2 separate regions of the Homo sapiens genome follow, and region 2 is linked to region 1. A link is an interaction called in ENCODE POLR2A ChIA-PET data of the cell type or tissue named here. Cell type or tissue: endothelial cell of umbilical vein. All regions are shown on one strand.

Evidence for each region. Peaks named below come from ENCODE experiments on the same cell type or tissue, not always from the same donor. Only the 100,000 strongest peaks of a DNase experiment are listed, where the experiment ranks them.
Region 2: POLR2A ChIA-PET joins it to region 1 with 7 read pairs; 2 of 35 experiments call an interaction of 5 or more read pairs at or near these places.

Annotation. Positions count from the first base shown.
Region 1 is chr4:139,944,101-139,946,600 of GRCh38, forward strand. The region is part of intron 1 of MAML3 (mastermind like transcriptional coactivator 3); the gene reads right to left. Among named protein-coding and RNA genes, the nearest start is that of MAML3-AS1, 180 kb to the right of the region's middle. In endothelial cell of umbilical vein, no CTCF peak of the experiment used is centred here; a DNase peak (open chromatin) is centred at 1,021.
Region 2 is chr4:140,248,158-140,250,657 of GRCh38, forward strand. No RefSeq gene overlaps it. Among named protein-coding and RNA genes, the nearest start is that of MAML3, 95 kb to the left of the region's middle. In endothelial cell of umbilical vein, no CTCF peak of the experiment used is centred here; a DNase peak (open chromatin) is centred at 1,374.

The DNA.
Region 1 (2,500 bases):
ACCTAGTGATCCACCTGCCTCGGCCTCCCAAAGTGCTGGGATTATAGGCATAAGCCACCGTGCCCGGCCTAAAGACAACATTTTTTTTTTTATTATACTTTAAGTTTTAAGGTACATGTGCACATTGTGCAGGTTAGTTACATATGTATACATGTGCCATGCTGGTGCGCTGCACCCACTAACTCGTCATCTAGCATTAGGTATATCTCCCAATGCTATCCCTCCCCCTTCCCCCCATCCCACCACAGTCCCCAGAGTGTGATATTCCCCTTCCTGTGTCCATGTGATCTCATTGTTCAATTCCCACCTATGAGTGAGAATATGCAGTGTTTGGTTTTTTGTTCTTGCGATAGTTTACTGAGAATGATGATTTCCAATTTCATCCATGTCCCTACAAAGGACATGAACTCATCATTTTTTATGGCTGCATAGTATTCCATGGTGTATATGTGCCACATTTTCTTAATCCAGAATCTACAATGAACTCAAACAAATTTACAAGAAAAAAACAAACAACCCCATCAAAAAGTGGGCAAAGGACATGAACAGACACTTCTCAAAAGAAGACATTTATGCAGCCAAAAAACACATGAAAAAATGCTCATCATCACTGGCCATCAGAGAAATGCAAATCAAAACCACAATGAGATACCATCTCACACCAGTTAGAATGGCAATCATTAAAAAGTCAGGAAACAACAGGTGCTGGAGAGGATGTGGAGAAATAGGAACACTTTTACACTGTTGGTGGGACTGTAAACTAGTTCAACCATTGTGGAAGTCAGTGTGGCGATTCCTCAGGGATCTAGAACTGGAAATACCATTTGACCCAGCCATCCCATTACTGGGTATATACCCAAATGACTATAAATCATGCTGCTATAAAGACACATGCACACGTATGTTTATTGCGGCATTATTCACAATAGCAAAGAGTTGGAACCAACCCAAATGTCCAACAATGAAAGACAACATTTTAAAAAGGAAAATTCCACCCCCTAACCCTCCAAGGCAGTTTCCAGGAAGTTCTGATATAAGGTCTGTTGACTCTCCCAGCCTTCCTTTTCTCCTTATTTACTTGGGCTATTAAGTAAAAATGAGCTTCTCTTCTTTTTTAAATAATAGGTTCTCAATTAAGACTGAATTATTCCAAAGCAAACAACTCTTCCTATTTCTGCAGATTCTTTGAATTATCATTTTATGTGCTTCTGATGAATTCAGATGTTTAAATGACTTCCAGCAACACACTGATATGACTGTCTAAAACTTTAAGAAACATTTTTTATTTTTATTTTTTTAAAAAAGATTTATCCTTATACCTGGAAGTTTCATATTTGGTATTAGGGAATGATTACTGCTGGATGCCAATACCTCTTTTCAAATAGCCAAACATTTATACTTAATATGAAAACCAAACCACAGACAAGCTGCCAGCATATTCCACAACACTGTATTCTTTCAGCTATAAAGTCAAAGGTTTAATTGCATGAAAATATTCAAATATTAATAAATCATGTTAACTTTAAACTAGGTTCACAAACTTTGTTTCACTGATTTTAAGCAGCCTGATATAGGATAGATATTTAATAAATTTGTCCAATGTGTATTTTTCCCATGAATAATAAAACCAAATTAAAATTTTATTTAAATTGTTGAAATGCTTAATTCCTCCAGATCATGATTTTGCCAATGCAGTTTCATCTACCTTTCCTTGTACATCATACGAAGGCATTTATTCAGGCAGTGGTTTTTAATAAGCCATTGTAGGAAACAAACAAAAAAAGGTGGAAGGTGTTGCCTGGGAACTAATAGCTGTAATAAGGAGCCAGTGGATTGCTCCTTAATAAGTGTATGCACTGCACACCTTCTCAGTCCTGATTAACTACATTCTATTTTAGCACCAGACATCTAATGAGAAAATGTTAAGTTTCCCCAAATGGTATGATGGTAGAATCAGAATGGAAAATACCAACAAACCTTGTGAACGCTATCGCCCCAAAATGTGAGCTTGTAAAAGAATTCATCTTAGTTCCACCTTGATTTCTTTTGCATTAATCATTCAAGATATGTAACATTGGAAAACTTACTGTGTGCAAGGTGTGATGAAATCTTATATTCAGAAGCTAAAGATAAAGATAATATATGCATCAGTTTCATAATAGCCGTTTTTGAAGGTGAGATGAAGTTTATTAATTATTTCCACAAACCATCTAGGGTGATTCTCTCAGATTCAGGGAATGTGGGCTTGAGCAAATTTTCATGGTTGATATGAAGGACTTACAGCTAGAACCAAATACTGTTCAGTCTGTATAACGAGCCTGACAATGTGAATAATCTCAGTGCAATAATTTTTTTTTTGTTAAGCACACAGGTATGTACAAACGCACAAAGGTAACTCCTGAATAGTCAATAAATAACTATACCAAACGTATAACTGCTAATTATGGGAATAATATAATGAATAATTACAGATTTTTTTCTAAATGCAAGTTTTCATGCC
Region 2 (2,500 bases), 300 kb after region 1:
CATCAATACTTCCCACCCCTGTACATGGCTAGTGTAGACCTTTTTTTTTAATTGTTCAAATGTTAATTTAAATGTTTTCTGCTTAGAGAGGCCATTTCTAATCCGTCTGTCTATATAGATACATTATGTTATTCTCTATCTCTGAATCTAATTTTTCCCCCAGATGTAGGCAGTTTGTAAGTATATCTGTAATTGTTTGTCATTTGGTTGGCTGTAGCCCGTAGGAGGGACCTGTGTCTATTTTATTCATTAATGTATATCTGTGTTTAGTGTATAACAGGCACTTAAATAATTTTTGAATATCTGGCTGAATGGATGAATATTAAAATCAGATTGAAGTCATTTATAGAAACTACACTGCAGAATTTTTTAGCTGGAAGACATGTTTAGAAACAATCTATTCCATTGTTTACCAGTGAAGTATAAATACTTTGGTTTCTTCTTTCCTTACTCCGCAAGGCTGATGGTTGAGCTATATACATTTCTAAGTGCTATATAGCTATTTTTGATTAGGTCACCTGTTGGGACTTGTTTACTGTATCATCAGAAATCCCAGCAAGAGAAAAGAGAAGTTTTTTTGTTTTGTTTTGTTTTGTTTGCTTTTTAAACAATATCCAGGGCTTGGAAATGTACTTATAGTCTATTACTTTCTTTCCAGATCATTTGGAATAATTTATATTCCTTCAGACTTCATATAGCTCCAGCTTGTCTGTGAGGAGTGGGTGGGGCCTGAAGTCTTCCTCTGGTCCTGTGGGTGGACAATGACCTTGCCTGTCTGGCTCTTGGGCACCATGGTGAACTCTCCGGGTGGGGGCTGGCTACACTGAGTGTGTGTGGGACCAAAGTAGTAGGCACCAATGATCAGATGCATCAGGAACAAAGAGGGAGGAGGGCAGGTTCCTGAAAATAGAAAGCACATCACAAAATAGATGATGAGTTGATAATGCCTTGAGGCCTTTGTTCAGGAACACTTCGGCACTATAAAGGGAAAAATGACAGTGCCATATTCTTCTGTGAAGTGTGAGTCGGTTTTCTTCAAGAGTCTTCCCAAAGAAGGCCTTGTGGGTTGTGGCTAACTCAGTTTTCCATTTTTATCTAGATTTGTTCTTTAACGCAAGTGTTATTCTTTTCCAAGGCTTGCTGTATCATCACATTAACAATAAGATAAAACTTGACAAAAATTCACTGAAAACAATAAATGTGGTAATTGCATATTCTTGTCCTAGGTATTCCCTTTTTGTTCTCAATTAAAAAGCAGTTCCAGCAGTTGTGTATGCTGTATCATTTGTTCACCTTAAATAAATACTTTTGAATCTAAAAATATAGCAGAAATAAAACTTTCTGAAAAAAATAAAAAGCTGAAACAGTGTCACATCAAAAATAAGAAATGGATTTTAGGGGATCGGGATGGTTTTCAAGAGGTTGATGTTTTCTGACAAGCCAACCCCATTACAGGCCGCTATCTAGGGGATCTAAAGTCTACACCAAATAACCAGCCTAGAACTCTAGCAGAATAGTATAAACACCCACTCAGATATCTTAGATTCGTTTACACTTAAAAATATGAGTTAACTATACGCATTGGCAGATATTTCATCAAAGTACAGATTTCAAGTAGCATTTGGTCAGCCGAAGACTATTATCTAGTGATTTATTTTAAATAGCTTTGCTTAAATTAAAAACATGATTCTTTTTTTTTTTTTGACGAGTCTCGCTCTGTTGCCCAGGCTGGCATGCAATGGCACTATCTCAGCTCACTGCGACCTCTGTGTCCCAGGTTCAAGTGATTCTCCTGCCTTAGCCTTCCGATTAGCTGGGATTACAGGCACCCAGCTAATTTTTGTATTTTTAGTAGAGGCAGAGTTTCAATATGTTGGTCAGGCTGGTCTTGAACTCCTGACCTCAGGTGATCCACCTGTCTCAGCCTCCCAAAGTGCTGGGATTACAGGCGTGAGCCTCTGTGCCTGGCCAAAAACATGATTCTTAAGTGTGAGCAATGGTGAAAATTTGTAAGACTTCTATTAGATAGCGGTACACAAGAGTTTGCCACTGCTAGGGTCATGGACTCAGCCTCACGTCTCTATCTACAGGTAACTGGTCCTAGAACTGACCCAGGAAACTTCAGAAAGAAGCAAAGTGACCTGACCACTTTAGCATTCACACCTGATCCATGGAGCAGCCTGGCTCTGTACCCTTCAGGTCATCATAACCTGTCTCCTCCCGTTCACCTGCAGCCTTTTTAGAGGCAGGCTGCTAACACGAAGACAGAGATCTGACACAGCCTCCTCTTCTGTGCTCACACTTCTCCCATGACATGCTGGAACCAGCACATCAGAGCAGACACACTCGTAATAAGACCAAAAAGCAGTGACAGTGCTGACAATTTTACACCTAGGCCAGGTGCCAGAACCGACAGTGGGGAAGAGGTGCAGGGAGGGAGGGGGATACCGTACTCTGAACACTTTTTTGAAAACACAGGTTAGGGTTACTATTAACTTGC